Regions from separate parts of the Homo sapiens genome. Here region 1 is linked to region 2. The links are chromatin loops, found by intact Hi-C in ENCODE. Cell type or tissue: heart right ventricle. All regions are shown on one strand. Links, peaks and the distances in the headings refer to the core of each region. The heading gives the core; the rest is flanking DNA. Region 1 holds the start of LOC105371888 (a long non-coding RNA gene). Region 2 overlaps SDK2 (sidekick cell adhesion molecule 2).

Region 1 (10,136 bases), core at 1,508-9,507, 530 kb after region 2:
TGGACATGGGACAGGCTTACTGGGGGCAAAGTCTGTGAAGGACAAAGGGGAGGCAGCAGGTGCTGGCAGACTGCCATGCAGGCCTGGCACCTGTGAAAGGAGAGGGGGATGGAAGGAGGCCTGAGAGGAAGAGCTTCCGTCCACAGCACAGCTCCAAGAGTGTTCATTCAGACCGATGAGAGGTCCTTGAGCCAAAACCTCCCATGGGGGTATCCAACATCCCACATGTGTGGGCCTGCCCTGACACTGCCCCCTCTAACCCCATCCCACCTGCTCAGCTATTGCCTGGGAGAAGCCCACATCATGTGTGGCTTCAGCACACCATAGGGGTGGGCCCACTGGGGCAGTGGTGGGGTGTCGGTCACCATGGTCCCCTCAACAGAAGTTGTGAGTGGAGCAATTTTACAGCCGCCACAGGCTATTAGACACGTAAGTGGAGATATCTAGTAGGCAGTTTAGATATATGAGTCTGGAGTTCAATGCAAGGTTCAAGGAAGAGATAAAAATTTAAGTGTCTTCAGCTCATAAATGGTATTTAAAGGCATGAGAATGCATGAGCGCGTGCACAGCTGGCAGGGACAAACGCTCCAAGGACTGAGTCCTGAGGCATGTTTGCAACAGTCAGCAACAGTGGCCAGGGAGGTAGGAGGGAAACCAGGAGTCTGTGAGCTCCTGGAAGTCAAGTCAAGAAAATGCTTCGTGGAGGAGGGAGCACTACCTTTCAGAAAACTGCCCATCACACTGGCAAGCATCCTTATAGGCCAGGCAATTTGCTGAAGACTCTGTGTGCATCACCACACTCCACGGGTCTTCTTCCCTGTTGTGGGTGAGGTGCTGTGCTGCCCCGATGCCCTGTCAGGGCCAACACAGCCATTCCCCAGTTGCTGGGAGTATTGGCTGCTGATGCTGAAAGTCACACCCCCTCCCCAGGGACAGCCTGTACCCAGAGACGGTTGACACAGCTTCCCTGCCACATTTGGGACACCTCAAGTGGACCATCTGGCTTACAAGCTCCTAGGGGGACCAGCTGAAGCCTCCGTTGTAGCTACAGAGTTAGGTAGATTCCTCCATCAGAGTAAAGAACCGCTGACTGCATGGGCTGGAGGAACAGGGTGCTACTTGCTACATCTTATCTTAAAGAATCTTTTGGATGCTTTGGTGAGAAACAGGAAACTAGCAGACTCTCTAGCCAGGCCATTGTAGGTTTGACCCACTTCACCCCCTCCTGACACTCCCACCTTTCCCACCACTTTTCCTCTTTTCTGTAGCACTTACCACCTGCCAACCTGCGATTTAATTTCCTTATTTGTTGATCTATTGTTTATTATCCATCTTCCTTCTTTCCTACAATGTCAGCTCTAGGAAGGCAGGGCTATTCATCTGTTTTGTCCCCTGATGTATCCCAAGTGCCTAGAACGGTGTCCACTGCATAGCAGGTGCCAGTATACATGCACGAAATGAGTTCCTGGACGAGCTGACCTTCAAGAGTTCACAGCCCAACTCTCCCATTTTTGCTGAATCCCACCATCCCACGTGAACAGAATGAGCCAGACCTCCAAACCCACAGAGGCAGCGTGGGGTGCTGGGACTTACCACGGCTAGGAGGCAGTCTCCTCACCTGCAAGGTGGGATGCCAGGAATGGTTTGCTCACAACACGGTCACAGGGAGCCACCTCGAAGCCTTCCTGTAACGCTGATCAATGAGGCCAACCCTATGGATGGAACCCATAGTCCAAGCCAAGTCTGAGGCCTTGTTTCAGGGGCATCCACAGCACCTAAAGGGTGCTGGGAGGGGGGCGTTCGTTGAGAACAGCACACACTGTACTCCTACAGGAGGAGAAGACAGACCCATTTTAGACTGACGGCTGCTCTGAAATGGGGGACTCAGTGTGAGATTCCCGTGCTAGAGAAAAGAGTCTCAGTTATTCCTCGTGGTAAGCAGGCGTGGCTTTCGATGGGAAGTCCTGCCTTCCCTGTTTCCCAGCCATGTGACCTTGGCCAAGTCAAAAAAAATATCCTGGAGCCTTATTATCTGTCACTACCTGTCAAATGGGAAATGAGTGAGATTATGTGCCTGAAAATGTTTTGTAAATTCCACAGCAGTGGTTCCCAGACTTTGAGATTTCATAGACGAGGGAAGTTTCCAGTAATCTGGAGCTTACATAAGGATTCCAGCGTTCTATTTTGCCACCTAAGGACACTGAAACACAAGCAAGCAACGAAGCGGTGGCTTGCCCATCGTCACTATTCTGTCATCAAAGGCAGAACACACTTCATGCTAAAAATGGAAGAAGGCCAAAAATCTGAACAAAAGATAGTCTTTGCAGCTTGAAAAAAAAAAAAAGTGAACTTAAAGGAAAAACTCACTGACTTGTCCTTGATTTTCTCATGTTGCCAAAGACAAGGGAAGTTTCTCTCTGGGAACATTGTGAAATGATGAAATGAGAGGGCTGGGATGGCGCACCCAGGCAAACAAGAGAAGCTGCCCACCGTGGAGGCGGGGACCCGGAGCTTCAGGCTCTCCGGGGCTGAGGGGGGTCAAAGTCTCCACCCACCTGACACCCATTTGAAGCATGCTGGTGCACAAAGGTACTGCAGGTGGGAAGCTTTCTGTAGGGTTCCCTGAGGAGGACGGAGTAAAGGGCTTCTCTTCACAGGAGGAGTGAGCTGGGAGTCAGGGCCTGGTTAGCAGGAACACAACGTACATGTGATCAATCCTGAGTGCTGAGCACTGTGCGAAGGGCTTCCTGAAGGTTATAGGAAGGAACTATTATCATTCGTTTTGCAGCTTGGGAAACTGAGGCACACAGATGTTTCCATTGCTTCCCCAAATCTCACAGCTAGTCAGTGGCAGAGCCGGGGCCCTAATTCAGCCAGTCTCGTTGCAGAGGAAGTGTGTTTAACCACTCACTCCAAAGCATGATCTCCAGAGCGAGGAAAGGGCTTCTCTGCTGATGCAAAGAGGCAGATTTCTAGCAGAATCAGCCCTGATCCTGATGCTCACAGGCTGGCATGTTGGGTCCAAGACGGCAAAGCTACTTTTCTGTATGAGTTCCCCATTGTAATGGGTTGAACAGTGACCTCCATAAAGGTGTGTCCAAGTCCCAAATCCCTGGAATCTGTAAAGGGAACCTCACTGACCTTATGTGGGGACAGGGTTTTGCACAGGTAATTAAAGATCTTGAGATGAGGGACGGGCGCGATGGCTCAGGCCTGTAATCCCAGCACTTTGGGAGGCCGAGGCGGGCGGATTACTTGAGTCGACGAGTTCGAGACCAGCCTGGGCAACATGGTGAAACCCCCATCACTACAAAGAATACAACAATTAGCCGTGGTGGTGTGTGCCTGTGGTCCCAGCTACTCAGGAGGCTGAGAGGGGAGGATCACTTGAACCAGGGAGGCAGAGGCTGCAGCGAGCCAAGATCACACCACTGCACTCCAGCCTGGGTGACAGAGCCAGACCCTGTCTCCAAAAACAAACAAACAAAAATCTTGAGACGAGATCATCGTTGACTTAGGGTAGGCCCTAAACCCACGGAAGGGTGTTCTTATACCAGACAGAAAAGGAACAGACACAGAGACACAGAAGAGAAAGCCACAGGAGGAAAGAGGACTCTGTGCCTCAGTTTCCCAATCTGCAAAACGAATGATAATAGTTCCTTCCTATAACCTTCAGGAAGCCCTTTGCACAGTGCTCAGCCTTCAGGATTGATCCCATGGATGTTGTGTTCCTGCTAACCAGGCCCTGACTCCCAGCTCACTCCTCCTGTGAAGAGAAGCCACAAGAAGACAGAGGCAGGGACTGGAGGGATGCGAGTCTGGGAGCCACGCCACGCCAAGGACTGTGCAGCCCCCAAGCTGGGAGAGAGCCCTGGAAAGGATCCTCCTGCAAAGCCTCCCTTAGAAAGCAACTCTGCTGACAACTCGAATTTCGACTCTGGCCTCCTGAATTGTGGAGAAATACATTTCTGTTGTTTTAAGCCACCAGTTTGTGGTAGTTTTTAAAAGCAGTCCCAGGAAACTCACACATCCCCTTTCCTACTTCCTCCGCGCCAGCTTCCAAACCTCTCCCCCATGAGAGGATCAGAGAATTCCTCCCAGCCCTCCAGCAGTGAGCTGCTCCCCCACTCCATTCATCTCCCGGTTCCTCGCATTCATCCCCCACCGAACCCACCCACAAAATGCTGAATCGGTGGGTGAGATCCCCATAGCAACGGCTCCGATGCCAGAACCCAGGATTACGACACCGGATCAGCCAGAGACGCGCTGGAGGGGCCCAGGAGGGGCTGCAGCGCGCCGCAAATCCCCCGGGGCTTACGGGAGCCGCTCTTTAGGAGACAGCGCTGGACGAACCGGGCGGGGTGGGGATGGATAATCTTCAGGCGCCAACGCAAAACGGCCGCAAGACGTGGCCAGGCCAGGAGGCTCCTGGGTCCCGGGCCCGCGATGTGGCCCTTGCGCGGGGACAAAGACGAGGCCATCGCCCTCACGTGTTCCCAAAGACGCCCAACCTCATCAGGAGGCCGCCCCATCCGCCACCTGGGAGCGTCCCACACGCCCGGGCCCTTGAGGATGTCCCCTCGGCGATGTGCCTGACCGGGCGCTCCCCGCCCGCCAACCTCCAACCTCCAACCTCCGCCCTCCACCCTCCACCCTCCTTGCTCTGTCCGCGTGGACGCAGCCCCCGGTTCAGACACTAGCGGGTGCGCGGGGCCGCCCAGGACGGCGGGAGAGGACGGGGCCCTCCCTCCCCTCTGGTCCCCCAAAGCTCCCCGGACGCCGCGGCCGCGCCCCCTGCCGGCTCCCTCCGGCCGGCTCCCGCGTCCCACTGGGGCTCCTCTCCCGCTGCAAGGTCAGCGCTTCCCCGCCCCACGCCCTCCACAACTCCCCGCCCTTCCGTTCCTGCTGCCGCCGCCCTCTCCACCCAGGCTCCTGTCACCCACCACGGGAGTTCACACGCTCCAGTCCATCGGCCTCCCCCGGCCCGACCGCCCTGGCTCAGGCAAATCCCAGCCTGCACTTCCCGAAGGAAGTCCCCTCCACGCACACACCCTACACGCACGCACACATTTACACACACGCCCTCACACATTTACACACACGCCCTCACACACGCAAATGCAGACACCCCCTACACTCACCCTTACACACACACCCTCACACATTCAAACACCCTCACACACATACACCCTCACACACATTCACACACCCTCACACGCACACAGAAACGCAGACCCCCCCCCCTCCACTCACAGGTACTCACGCTCACACACCCTCACACGCGCTCACACACACACTTACACGTAGACACATTCATATACACTCTCTTACACACATTCACACACCCCCCCCACACCCTCACGTATTTACACCCTCACACACACATTCCCACATGCCCATGCCCACACACTCACATTCACACACCCTAACACACAATCACAGACACACACACACAAACACACAATCACATATACACATACACACAGACACACACAGAATCATAAACATACACACAGAGACACACAGAATCACATATACACACACATACACACACAGAATCACATATACACAGACACACAATCACATATACACGGAATCACATATACACACAGACACACAATCACATATACACAGAGATACACAATCACAGAGACACATAATCACATATGCACGCAGAATCACATATACACACACAGACACACACAGAATCACATATACACACACAATCACATACACACAGACACAATCATACACACGCAGAGACACACAGAATCACATACACATATACACAGAGACACACACATATACACATACAGAACACACAGAATCACATATATACATACAGACACACAGAATCACATACACACAGAGACACACAGAATCACATAAACACAGACACACACAATCACATATACACACACACAGAATCACATATACATATACACACAGAGACGCACAGGCACACATTCATGCACACATTCACACAGATTCATTCACACACAGACACACCCCCTCACACAAGATCACACCACACGCATGCTCATTCACACACAACACCAACACCCACATTCATTCACAGACTCACAAAACTTACACACATATACGCACACACCATTCACACACTCATGCAAGATACCTTACAAATACACAGACACACGCAGACACAAATACACACATAGACCCCTCACAGATGCACACACCAATGCACACAGGTACACTCATTTGCACACCACACACCCACTTACACACCAATACACATACTGGCACACTCATACACAGACCTATAAACACACAGACCCACCCATACTCAGACATACTCATTTGCATACCCACTCAGCAACACAGACTCACATTCACATACATGACAGAGACAAACTCACACAGGCACACTCACATTCACACAGGCACATTCACACACACCCTATTATGCACATTCTCACAACAGACATGCTTACACACATTCACACAGTCACACACACACACACACACACACACAATCTCGTACTGAAGCCCAGGCAGTGTCTACCAGCTACACAGACATTGTGGACAGTGGAGTGGTGAGAGGTACAGGCGTATTCAGGTCAGGCAGGTGGGATCTGAGCAGAGGCATCATGAGCCCAAGGGCACCTTGGTGGCAAGGACATCACCTATTGTTTCTCTGCATCTTCCCCCTCCCCGCCCAAATCATGCAGCACAGTGCAGGGCACACAGGTTCATCATAAGTGTTTCTTCAATGAGCAGACAGGAGCTACCCAAGCTTCAATGTACGTAAGAATGCATAGTGGCCGCCATTTTACAGGTTGAACTTGGAGCTTCAAAGCAGCCTTGGATAAAACCACTGGGCCATTCTCCAAAAAAGAGAATGGAGAATGTCAACGTCCTTAATTGTCTGCCTGTATTCCATGTACTTCCTGACTTAGAGCCTTGATTGACAAAATCCCCGTTCCAAGAAAATCTCCCTGCATCACCGCAGGCACTGTGTGTTTGGCAAGTAGACTTTCAACTTTGGGTTGTGGCATGAATAAATAAATGACTAAATCAGCAAGCAGTTTTCCCTGCACCTTGGCACAGGTCTGGGTACAATCAAGGCATCAGTCAAGATGGGAGGGTAGTGGGTGGGTGTGGCCTTTAAAAGATGGGAGTTCTGCCTCAGCTCACTACTTAGCCCGGCACAGTGGCTCATGCCTGTAATCCGAGCACTTTGGGAGGCTGAGGTGGGAGAATAATTGAGCCCCTCCAGTCAAGGTTGCAGTGAGCCATGATAGAACAAGATGTTGTCAAAAAAAAAAAAAAAAAAAAAAAGAAAGGAAGAAAAGAAGAAAAGACAGAAAAGAAGGAAGGGACGGGAAGGGGAGGGGAGATCCGAAAAGCAAAAACTAAAAACCTCACTTCTAAGGCACTTTCTGGAATCGTTCCACTCCACTCGGATCTCCCTCTTTATTGGGCATCGTTTTGGTGAGTAATGAATTCAACCTGAGCCCCATTCCTGTGGGAGGTTAGCCATTTCACTTTCCTAGATGTGTGAGTATGTGTGAACCTATCGCCATCACCTCTTCTCCCATTAGTCTGTAATTCCCCCTGAGCAGATCGGGCTGTTTCCATTGAGATTTCTTTGGCAATGATGACACAACTCTGCCAGCAGCAAGTGTCCAGCCAGACACCTGGGTCACCCCCTAGTTGGACGGTGCTGGGGGAAGCTCTGGCATGGGCAGCTCCACCTCGGATGCTTCCTGGAGTAGATGTTCTGGCTGGTGTCCATGGAGATGGAATGGGAGAGGGACTTCCTTAGCCACAGCCACGCATGTCTTCCCCTTTATGGGAAAGTATCTGAGTGCTGGTCATTTTCAGACCCTAGGGAAGTATCTAATTGCCCTCCTGGAGAGCCCCTACTTATAGAGAAGATGGCAAGGCTGTCAGAGAATCCAATGCCACATTTCCCAAAAAAAGGAGGAAAGGCGGGCCCCAAGAGGGCCCTCAGCAGGTACAGAATTGGAACTGCCAGACAGACACGCCTTTTCCCATGCTACAACCTTGGCTGCCATGCCCCTACTCCCCTTACTCCTGCTTCTAGAAGAAAAGGAAGGGAGAAAAATGCAGGAATTTTCCAGAAAGATCCAGAAACTCCCCCAAATTGCCAGAAGTCTCCAGGCTTGTATATTAATGCAGTGGTGCAGTGCAGTAATTTACTCTAACTACCTGGGTGTGCCCTTGATTCTGGCTAGATTAGATTGAATCAACAAAGAAGCAGCACAGAGTCCTCCAGTGCTGGAGCTGAGAAACCCCAGAGAATGCAAGGAGGCTTCATTTCCTGATTTTCTCATCTGTACAATGGGGTGGTAATAGCACCCACATCACAGATTGCTGTGAGGACTCAGTGACTCAGACCATATAAAACGCTTGGCATGGTACCTTCCACATAGCAAGTGCTGCATAAAGGCTGATGATGATGAGGCCGATGATGAAGGCAAAGAAACTACTCCTTGCCCAAGGTCATCTGGGCGACTTAGTGACAGAGCTGCAATTAGAACAGGGGTCTCTCCAAGTTAGGCCACGCTGGATAGCCTTGCTGCCAGTTCCTGGTGCTTTTGTATCTTCACGCCTCCCCCCAGGCCCAGCTGAGCACCATCAGGGCCTCAACAGAACCAACAGTGCCCCCTGCAGGCCTTGGCCTCCTGGGACTGTTCAATTCAGGGCTGAGGCCTCTGGGAGCAGTGGGAACGTTTGCCTACAAAACAGGTTCTGTGGAATGCTGCTGGGACACTAGGGTTTTGCCTCCGAAGATGGCTTCCCTGGAGTCAACAGTTGCCTGTCTTCTTCCCGCCTCACTCCTCCTCTTGCCAATCTTCTTAGCACCCAGGATTAAGCATAAACATGGGAGTAGGGGACACGAGACCCAGGTTCCAGGACACTTAAGCCACTGGCTGGCTCCGTGGCTGCAGGCAATTCCCCTGACAGTCCTAGGCCTCTTTCCTAGAGGCCTTCCAACGTCCCAGACAGCTGCCAAGTCCAAGGATACCCTGAGCTCCTCTAAGCTCTGGCCAGCAGGAGTTCAGGACGTACCTTGCTGCAGTGTGGGGTGATTTGGGCGCCCCAGCAGCTTATTCAGAGGGTGCAACATCAAGTTCATTTCCTCCTTCCTCGTTCCTGCCAGCCCAGCCCAGCCCAGCCCAGCCCAGCTCAGCCCAGCTCAGCGCTGGGCCCTCCACCTCTGCTTCCCCTCCACCACCTGTCTAGGGCAGTGTGGTCCAGGGTAGCTGCAGGCCCACGTACCAGCACACATTGCCGCCTGTCTGGGCTCTCCTGCTGTGTGTGCTGCTTGGGGAAGAGTGGGATCCACCCATCCATTTTTATCCAGCACTTCGCGGGGTCACATTATGTGTGGAGTGTGTGATGAAGCCTTCCAATGATGCCTCCTGACAGAGCCAAATCTGACTTCCATAATGGCCTGAGAAAAGGTCATAGCCTGGGACTCTGTATTACTCTGTCACAGAAATTAAAGGAGCAGTTTGCCACAATAAAGGACCGTCTGCTTGGTGGCCTGCTCACCCTTGCCGGCTTCCTCCTGCTATCTTTTCTGATAATGTGGATAAGAATCTGCTTGCAATGGCAGGCAGGATTAATTCACTCTCCAGCACTACAGAGAAGCCGCTGAGTACAGCTGCCTCCGCCACCTCCCTGGGGACACACCTCAGGATGAAAATCACAGCTGGGGGTGCAGGGAGGGAGCCGTACTGAAGAGTTTATGTTGACCAACTTCTTTCCTAGGGTTTATCTCTTTATTTGCCCCACCCTGATCCAAAAAGTACACAAGAAGAAAAAAACCCGGGTGCTAACAATGTGCTAGTTTTTTTCAGTGGTTATTTGTGGGAGAGGGCATGGGAAAAGAGCTGAGTGGGGTTAGGGATGTGAGTTTTCAATTATTAATTTGTACATATATTTTAAAGTTTTGAATAATTTTTAAAGTTTTTGAATTTTCCAAATGAACAAAACCAAGCACCTTCCCTGGGAGATGGTAAATGCATGTGTTGAAATGCCTGCATCGCATCTATATGCAAGCTCAGGTGAAGGTGGGTAAGCAAGGATGCCGCTGAGCCCGACAGGTGTGGGGTTTGCTGGGGGGTGGAGAGGAAGGACAA
Region 2 (10,136 bases), core at 1,180-9,179:
CAGGGGGCTGTTGCCATCAAAGGGCTTGGTCCACGTCAGGTTGATGGCTCGCCTTTCCACGGTGCTGAGAGTGGCCACTGGGTGCTCGGGCGCGTGGGGCAGTTGCCTGGAAAAGAGACACGTGGTCAGGCATCCCTATGTGGTCTGCAGGCAGGTGACGGGGGCGCTGTGGACACAGGTTGTGTAGGCCTTGACCTTCCATGATACCGCATGCTTAGACGTAAAATGTGGCCTTCGGGCCATCTACCTGGAGATTTTTCTCTCTGGAACCAGAGCCCTCCTGCTAAAGCCATCCTCACACCCCCCTGCTCTTGACGGAGGGCCTAACTGAGCTGAGAGAAAGGCCTGGAAGGATGCTGGGGGTATGTCCTGAGCAAAGCTGAACAGTTCAGGTCACACGTGGCCTGGGGATCTGAAAAAAGGGACTCGGCTGGCTCTGAGCATGCCAGTTGCTATTGCCTGGACCGCCTCTGCCGGGGTCTGGGAGGGCTGCCCTTACCTGACTCGCAGGTGGGCACTGCGAGAGTCGTTGCCTCCTGCTGAGATCACCCGGCAGGTGTACGTGCCGATGTCTCCCGACCACGTCTGTGAGATGTGCAGGGAGCCGTTTCTGTCCAGGCGGATACGAGGATGGCTCTCCGTGCCCAGGGTGGCCCCGTCCTTCTCCCAGATGTACCTAAAAGTAAGAAGAACCCGTAAGTACAGAGGGAGAGGAAGGTACCTTGGGAGTGGGCCTAGCCTGAAGCTTGTCCCGAGAAAATAGCTCCAAAGCTGGGCAGAGGACAACTGCAGGCAACAGCCAGGCAGGACACTGGGATCGGGGAGCGGGACACTGTTGAAGGCCAAACAGTCTGGAAGCCCATCGTTCCTGCGGGGAGGGTGCAGGAGAGTGGGAGAGCGAACGCATTCAGTCATTATTGGTCGTTACACCTTCAGTTCAGGTTGGGTCAAAGCGTTGTTGCTTCTGGCCAGAAGCGCTTGCAAAACAGCCAGTGAAAGGTATTCTTCTGAAGAGGCTGAAAGATTACAGCTGAAAAAAGGAATGCAAGTTTCCTCATAGTCACATTTCTGAATTAGTTTTATGAGGGGAATCATTATATCAATGCATCAGTGTGACAAATTGACTATAGTGTCCAAAAAAATCCCTTTAGCTTCGGTCAGTCAATACAAATGGGGCTTGAGAAATTACACACGCATCAGTGCTTGACAATAAAAAATATCTTCTCTGAATTTGTTCTTGAGGAAATAGAACCATTATCATTGTCATCAACATACAGGGAGTGCCAGCCCTGGGGGGCAGGATGCCACACAATGAACCCAGGCGAGGTTGGCCTTGGTTCTCAGTACAAGTGTGAGGAACCCGGTGGTGGCTGAGATGCTTTGCAAATAGCCCCGTTCAGCTGGGGTACAGGGTGGGGGCCTGAGCTGCTGGCTCCCAGGACTATCTGGGTTTACATAATGTCAGATAACTAGGGAGAGTGAATCTGTAATATTTTTAACCTAAGTTTCAAAAGCAGAACCAGGCTGGGTGCATGGCTCACACCGGTAATCCCAGCACTTTGGGAGGCCGAGGTGGGTGTATCACCTGAGGTCAGGAGTTTGAGACCAGTCTGGCCAACATGGCAAAACCCTGTCTCTACTAAAAATACAGAAATTTGCCGGGCGTGGTGGCCAGTGCCTGTAATCCCAGCTACTCTTGAGGCTGAGGCAGGAGAATCACTTGAACCCGGGAAGTGGAGGTTGCGGGGAGCCGAGATGGTGCCACTGCACTCCAGCCTGGGCGACACAGCAAAACTCCATCTCAAAAACACACAAAAAGCCCCCCCAAAAAACAGAAGCAGAACCAACAGAAAAGTAAAAAGTACGGGTAAGAAAAATAAAAAAAGAAAGGAAAAGAAAAAGAAAACTCAAAAGTTTTCTGATACTAGGGAACCACGATTAACATTTGAATGTGTGCATATCTTCCAGACCCTTCTTCCCCGCCCGGATAGGCAGTGCACTGCAGCACTGCTGCATTCAGGAGTCAGACTCTCAGGCCAAATGCTGGCTTTGCTACTTTCCAGCTTTGTGATCTTGGGTGAGCTAATTTATTAATGAATTTATTTATTTTAGACAGAGTCTGGCTCTGTCGCCCAGGCTGGAGTGCCGTGGTGCGGTCTTGACTCACTGCAACCTCCACCTCCCAGGTTCAAGTGATTTTCGTGGCTCAGCCTCCCGAGTTGCTAGGACTATAGGCGAGCACCACCACGCCCGACTAATTTTGTATTTTTAGTAGAGATGGGGTTTCACCATGTTGGTCAGGCTGGTCTCTAACTCCTGACCTCAAGTGATCCACCTGCCTCAGCCTCCCAAAGTGCTGGGATTACAGGTGTGAGCCACCACGCCTGGCCTTGGGTGAGTTTATTTAACCTTGCTAGGCCTCAGTTGCCTCACCTGTAATATGAGGAAACTAACACCACCCACCTCATAGCACTGCTGTGAGGATTGTGCAAGCTAATATAAAATAGAGAAGTGCCTGAACCACGGCAAGCGGTCAGTAACAGTTAGCCTTTGTTACATATTTTAAATGATACAGTATATTTACATGAATGGTATACAGCAATCTATTCAGCCATCCTATTTTTATATTTTATTTTATTTTATTTTGAGACAGAATCTCACTCTGTTGCCCAGGCTGGAGTGCAGTGGTGCGATCTTGGCTCACTGCAACCTCCGCCTCCCGGGTTCAAGCAATTCTCCTGCCTCAGCCTCCCTGGTAGCTGGGATTACAGGCCTGCACCACCATGCTGGGCTTTTTTTTTTTTTTTTTTTTTTTTTTTTCTGTATTTTTAGTAGAGACGGGGCTTTGCCATGTTGGCCAAGCTGGTCTTGAACTCCTGACCTCAGGTGATCCGCCTGCCTCTGCCGCCCAAAGTGCTGGGATTACAGGCTTGAGCCACCACGCCTGACCAGTCATCCTGTTTTTAAAGCTGCTTTTTGACTCAATAAAAATATCATAAACTCTTTTTGATGTGATATTTCCACACCATGATTTTTTATTGGATGCACATGTGTCAGTACAGCTGTTTTGTAATTTAACCGATCCCATAATGTTGGACATCCAGTTTAGCTCCTTGGTTTCTAATATTATAGTTAAAGCTGTGGTCCTTATGGCAAAATGTTTACAACCATTCCAAATCATTTCCTCAAGGACAAATTCTCAGCAGTGAAATCGTTGAGTTAATTTTTAAGTCTTTTAATACCTATTTACAAATCAACAACAGTAATCACCTTCAATTCATCCCTTTATTTAGAAAGGACTTGCCAGCACTCACAGGATGGGCAGAATTTTACTTAAAAGCAAATTTAGTTGCAGAGAGTAATTCCCATGTAAGAAATAGCCTATGGGGGCCGGGCGCGGTGGCTCATGCCTGTAATCCTAGCACTTTGGGAGGCCGAGGCTGGCGGATCATGAGGTCAGGAGATTGAGACCATCCTGCTAACACGGTGAAACCCTGTCCCTACTAAAAATACAAAAAATTAGCCAGGCGTGGTGGCGGGAGCCTGTAGTCCCAGCTACTCGGGAGGCTGAGGCAGGAGAATGGCGTGAACCCGGGAGGCAGAGCTTGCAGTGTGCCGAGATGGTGCCACTGCACTCCAGCCTGGGTGACAGAGCGAGACTCCATCTCATAAAAAAAAAGAAAAAAAAGAAATAGCCTATGGCAAGCAGACATTCTTTGCTTCAGAATGTGGTGCTTTAGGAAGCAGAGATCACTGCCTGTGAAGTATTTGTGCCAAAACAATTGAACATGAATCTAATTAGCAGTTACTGAAATTGAATTATAAATACAGAGGATAGAAGAACAGGTTAACAACACTGTGAGACAGCAGCCAGGCCAATCCAGAGTGTTGAATATTCCATAGCAGGATCAACAAACTATGGCCTGCTGCCTGTCTGTGTAAATAAAGTTTTATTAGAACACAGACATGCCCATCTGTTTACTTAGTGCCTGTTTACATATGGCTGCTTTGGCACTATAAACAGAGTTGAGTAGTCATGACAAGACCATATGGCTCTCTTAAAGCCTAAAATGTTTACTTTTTGGTCCTTTACAGCAAAGATTGCTGACCTCTGTCTTCTAGAACCTGGTTTCTCCAACAAATCAATTACAAAACAAAAACAAAGATAAAAATAAAAAAGAAGTCTTTTCAACAAACAGTGCTGGAAAACCTTGACATCCACATGCAAAAAAAAAAAAAAAAAAAATCTAGACACAGATCTTACACCCTTCACAAAAATTAACTCAAATTGGATCCCAGAGCTAAATGTAAAATGCAAAGCTATAAAACTCCTAGAAGATAATACAGGAGAACATCTAGATGACCTTGGGTTTGGCAATGACTTTTTAAATACGACACCCAAGGCACAATCCATGAAAGAAAGAACAGATAAGCTGGATTTCATTAAATCAAACATTGCTGCTCTTTGATAGACACTTTCAAGAGAATAAAAAGAGAAGCCACACACTAGAAGAAAATATTTGTAAACGATATCTTTGATAAAGCACTGCTATCCAAAATCTACAAAGAACTCTTAAAACTCAGCAATAAGAAAACAATCTGATTAAAAAATAGTCATTGACAGATGCCTCACCAAAGAAGGTACACAGAAGACCAACAGGCAAATGAAAAGATGCTGTACATCATATGTCATTAGGGAAATGCAAATTAAAACAACAACGAGATATCACAGCACAGCTATTAGAATGGCCAAAATCCAGCTGGGCACAGTGGCTCACGCCTGTAATCCTAGCACTTTGGGAGGCTGAGCTAATTTTTTTTGTATTTTTAGTAGAGACGGGGTTTCACCATGTTGGACAGGATGGTCTCCATCTCCTGACTTCATGATCCACCCGCCTCGGCCTCTCAAAGTGCTGGGATTATGGGCGTGAGGCACGGCGCCTGGCCAGAGTGTTTTTTTCTAGAACTATTTTGGAGGTTTTCATGCTAGAAACCTGCACCCGCCCAGGCCCTCACCCCTGCACCTGGCTTTGCTCTGAGGACGTGTCACTCAGGATTCAGCGGCACCACTTTAGTCTGGTTTGGTTGTTGAGATCCTTTCTATTAGGTTGGTGCAAAAGTAATTGCAGTTTTGACCATTCCTTTCAAAGGCAAAAACCGCAGTTACGTTTGCACCCACCTAATAGTCTGCTTAGGGAACCCTGCTGTGTTTTGCAGATAGAACAGGGTTTTCAATCCTGGTGACACATTAGAATCACCTGGGGAGCTTCTTAAAATTGCTGAGGTCTGGGTCTCACCCCATCCCCAAGATCTACCTCAAGACGGAGGGTAGAAGGGATGTCCCCGTCCCCCCAGTCCAAGGAAGACAGACTGGGGTGGGAGCTGCTGGGGTGGCCTTGGGCATAGACTTTGCCAATTTTGGGGGGGATAAAGGGATGATTCTGCTCCCCAGAATCATCCCTTTGATGAAAAGATGGTCCTAGATGGTTAATTCCGTTTAAGGCGAGGACCTCCCTTCAGTAACCTGGTACAGGGATTTCTGACCTGCAGTTCACTGGAAGGGCCTACAGAGTGGGTCTGCAGGTTACTTTGCAAGAGACCCCCGAATCCCATTATGCATCAGTAACTGTCTAGAGAATGAATACAATGTATGTCTTTCTCAAATAAGTTGACACTTTTTATAAGTAAGTCATCTTTTTTATAAATAAAGTCTGATTTAAAGTATACTGAATTTCAGAATTTCCCTATTAATGAATGCTAAAAGTATAGCTACTACACAATGAATGGGCCCGAGATACACAGCAGTATTCTATGTGGGTTCTCTCCCAGGACCTTTTTTACAGTTGGTATGTTAATTTTTTAAGAAAAATCTATTAAACCCAGAAATAAGCATATTCTGGAATCTCAGTCAAAAATCTTCTAACTATTAATACATCTATGTACATTTTTGCATTTGTGCTAGCGTCATGTGATGACTGCCTTAAGTGGTCAACACTTCATGAGGTGTTTCTCAAACTGGGGCCGCTGATATGTTCTCTGAGAATCAGTGTTGGCCAAAAGCCTGGAGCCCCTTGTACCAACCTGGGCTCCCCGGAGTCTCATTTGGGGGTGGCTGTACAGACTGTCATAGGTCCAGTGGCCACCAGATGGCGCCCCAGGACGCAGCTGCCTTCGGCATGAGGAGGAGGCCATTTCTCCCAGTGCAGGAGCGCCGGCCCCTTCTAGCCTCGGTGCCAGTTGCTTTGACAGTGATATTGCTCATAAAATAGAGAAGCAACACGCAGGGAATATTTATTTCTAAGGAAGCAGTTGCATTTCCCTCAGCATTCTGGAGCTCAAGGAAGAGAAGGCAGGGACAATCTCCTCCTGGTTTTAGCTTCCAAAGCCTTGGGGGTGGGGGTAGGGTTTGGTTCAGGTGCTTGGGAGGGGTCCCGGCTTTTATACCTTTCTTGGCTGCTTCCTCCCAGCCCTTTTAGTGGCTTCCACAGAGGCGGGACTGAGTTACCTGGAAGCCAAGTCCCTTGCCAAGGTCCCGGCTTGGCCATGGAAGATGGTGGGGTGACCTCGGTTTGGAGGCTCAGTTTCCCACATGTGCTTCTCTTGCAGGGTCCCCCCAGGGGTCATCTCCTGCCCCACCCCTATAGCTGATCCCATATCCGCCTGCCCAGACCCCTCTGCTGCCCATTCAGAGGCCAGAGGGCCAAAGACTTGGGGTGGGCTGGGGGACACTAGCAGTGGCGTCCAGGGCCAGAGACAGCAGCTCCTTCCCTTCCATGCTCACTAACCCACAAGCCTCTTCCTTTCCCCTCCCTCACCCCCTCCTCCATTCCTCTTACTTCATCTTTCTGCACCCCTTCCTCTTTTCCTCCCACCTTGGAAACTGGCTTAACTCAATTCAGGGTAGCTCAGTTCCCGGGTGTTTATTTCATACCCCCTACCTCTCAGCCCTGCACTCAGCTCTGGAAATGCCACTGCCCAGGAGAAGGCGTGGCTCTGCAGCTGTTACCTCCCTAATGTGGACACTCGCCCAGCTACAAGCTATTGCCAGAGGCTCCCCCTCCCCTCTTGCCTGGAGTCAACAGCAGAGCCAGTACCTGATGGTTACTCGGGGGTCGTGGGTCACTCCGCACACCATGGAGGCCTGGGTGCCCTTGATGACACTCTGATCCTGGGGGGGCTTGGTGATGCGGGTCCGAGCTGAAAGATACAGCGGAGACAGCATGGTGAGAAGAGGTGTGGGGGCTGTGTGGCTGGACTCTGGGTGGATACCATATGAAAGCCCCCAAATGGTTAAAAAGAACAATGAGCTCCCTGGTACTTTAATTCTTGGAAGCCACGTCATAGTTGGGGCTCATTAAATTTTGCTCTCACAAACCATGTATGGGATGGAGAGACCAAACTCTAAGGACGATCAGGACCATATTTTCAGCATATCAGTGGTCCAGCCAGGGTAAAAATAGGGCTTTCTGATTTCCAGTCTAGTGCTTCATGCACCAGGACCCCTGGGCTCAGCCCAGACAAGTGGCCCACAGGTATGCTGGGTGTGGATCCAAAGTTGGAAGTGGCTTGAGAAGCTCTCTTACAGCAGGGGTCGGCTAACTACAGGCTGGGGGCCAAATCCGGCAGGTGGCCTTTTTGGCTAAATAAACCCTTACTGGAACATAGCCACGCCCATTGGATGACATACCGTCTGTGGCTGCTTTCTAGATAAAACGGAAGCTAGTTGAGTCGTTGTGACAGAGACCGTCTGGCCCACACAGCTTAAAATATTTATGATCTGGCCCTTTCTTGAAAATATTTGCCGATTTCTGCCCTAAAATATATGAAGGCAGCTCTCCTATAACTTCAATGTTCTCTCAAGTCGGCCAAGCATAGCATCACCGGCAGAATCTTCCTAGTCCCTGGCCTCTGAACCACTTTGTCACTGTCCCTCTGATGAGAAGGGCCCTGACTGGGACAGACACTGGGGATGGAGACACTGGTGGTATGAGCCTGTGCCCCGTAGCTGTCCTGAGTCCTCAGCACCTACAGGGATGTACACACGCACACACAAATGTATAAAGCCCTGTGGCTCTGCACACTCACCCCAAACGACTAGGTCTGCTGAGGCCTCATCGACCCCCCGAGAGTTGGTGGCCAGGCAGGTGTAGGTCCCCGCATCGGAGATGTGTGTGGGGCTGATGAGGAGGCTGCCCGACTCCAGGGGTGTGAAGCGAGGCAGCTGCACAGAGCCACTGGCCAAGATGCGCTCCCCTGAGGGCAAAACAGGGTGGGGGTCAGCCTGTAGCCCCCAAGGGCACACCCTGCCCTTCCCTGGCCGCTCCAGGGCAGCATGGTCCCCCCACAGGCCCCTGGCTCTGGAAATGCTGGAAGGAATGAGGACAGATGGCGGTGGGGCTGGGGTGGGGGCTGAGAGACCTGGAGAGCTTTCTGGCTTAGGGACGGACACGAGGGCACAGGGTCTCAGAGCGGGCAGCCTAGAGCCCAGGTCCCCTGATGCTCCTGTGCCCGCCACACCACGTGCCCTTCAACAGAGAAGGGGGCGCAGTTTCCTGATGACGGTGAGCAGTAGCCCGGCACAGCCCTCAGAGGCAGCTGGCACCCGGGTTGGGGGAGCTGGCGGGGGGACAGCTCTGACAAGGTGATGACGGGCATCCTGCGGCAGGATGCTTCTGGGGAGAGTCACCTTCAAGAGAGTGAAGGGAAGTGACGGGAGCTGCCTGGAGTGGGGGTGGGGTAGAGAGGGACACGCTGTCCCCCAGCAGCAGCCCTGGTCAGGACAGACCTCCTTCTGCAGGGGGACCCAGGGAGCCTGGGGCCCAGCCTGGGAGGGTCCTGGCCAGAGAAAGAGGGGGAGAAAGAGAGAGTGCAAGTGCACCTGCAGGAGTGAGCCTGGGAATGCAGGTCTTTGTGACTATGTCTATTTTAAAGAACCCCCCACCCCCGTAAGGAAGGGAATCTCCATGTGTCCATCTGGGGGTCGCATGTCCGTTTGTACATGCGTGCAGGCACAGTGAACTGAGTGTGCTGGGTGGATGTGTTTATTTCCATGTGTAAGCACGTGCCTAGGTGTGCCCCTATTATCCCCACAAATGTTTATTGAGTGCCTACCGTGTGCCAGACTCTGTTCTAGGTCCTGGGAGACGGCAGTGGACAAAACCGACACCCCTGACTTTGTGGGGAGACAGGCCATGAGCTAGGTAAATAAGCCGATGACCAAATGCATGAGAAGGTGGGGAGTGAAGGAGGTAGGGCTGGAGGGGAGGGCTGGGGGCTGGGGCAGGGTGAGTCCTTGGAGGAGGCACCTCTGAGCTGGGGCTTGCCGGTGTGAAGGAGCAACTGTGTTTGTACGTGTGTGTGCACATGTGTATGTACATGTGTGTGCATATGTGTGCACATGTGTATGTACGTGTGCATGTATGTGTGTGCATGTGTGTGCACATGCGTGTGTGTGCATATGTGTGTGTGTGCAGGGGAGAGTTGTGAAGGTGAGTGTGCACACACAGAGGTGAAGAGGAAGCACACAGGGCAGATGGCCTTAGGGAGGTGGCTTGGGCTTTGCTGGTTCCGCCATCTGGAGCCCTCTGAGCTGCCTGGGGTAGGAGACTGGCAGCAGCCACCACTAGAATAATATTCATCATCAAGCACCTATCGTTTCCTGGGCTTTCGGACTCCCAGGCATAATGCAGGACCCTCACATGCACGCTATAGTCTAGTCTTCACATCACCCTGGGGTATATATATTATTGTCACCAGTTTACAGATGGGGAACCTGAGGCTCAGAGTGAGTTAGTAACTCACCAGGGTGGCAGGTCTTGGAAGATGAAGAGCTGGACCTTGAGCCTGGCAAGGCTGGGATGTGAAGGATGCTCTTTTTTTTTTTTGAGACGGAGTCTCGCTCTGTCTCCCAGGCTGGAGTGCAGTGGCACAATCTTGGCTCACTGCAAGCTCCACCTCCCAGGTTCAAGCGATTCTCCTATCTCAGCCCCTTCCCCAAGTAGCTGGGATTACAGGCAACTGCCACCATGCCCGGCTAATTTTGGTATTTTTAGTAGAGACCGGGTTTCACCACTTTGGGCCAGGCTGGTCTTGAATTCCTGACCTCAGGGTGATCTGCCCACCTCAACCTCCCAAGA

The links. Hi-C counts contacts between places; a loop is a spot of excess contacts. Peaks named below come from ENCODE experiments on the same cell type or tissue, not always from the same donor. Only the 100,000 strongest peaks of a DNase experiment are listed, where the experiment ranks them.
Region 1: a loop joins it to region 2, with 4 times the contacts of the local background. A loop is called at or near these places in 42 of 110 quality-filtered maps.

The regions. Positions count from the first base shown.
Region 1 is chr17:73,948,126-73,958,261 of GRCh38, forward strand. It overlaps LOC105371888 (a long non-coding RNA gene), which reads right to left and starts at 2,735. Exons shown (of 6, transcript XR_934962.2): 1 at 2,556-2,735; 2 at 1,619-1,827. In heart right ventricle, for the core only: CTCF peaks have their summits at 4,800 (motif pointing left), 8,649 (motif pointing left) and 8,853; DNase peaks (open chromatin) are centred at 4,776 and 8,639; H3K4me3 peaks cover 989 bases; H3K27me3 peaks cover 4,237 bases.
Region 2 is chr17:73,423,417-73,433,552 of GRCh38, forward strand. SDK2 (sidekick cell adhesion molecule 2) reads right to left here. Exons shown (of 45, transcript NM_001144952.2): 11 at 8,086-8,253; 12 at 7,095-7,197; 13 at 500-676; 14 at 1-106. Among named protein-coding and RNA genes, the nearest start is that of SDK2-AS1, 85 kb to the right of the region's middle. RefSeq lists an enhancer at 6,039-6,088. In heart right ventricle, for the core only: CTCF peaks have their summits at 6,142 (motif pointing right) and 6,346; DNase peaks (open chromatin) are centred at 6,175 and 7,629.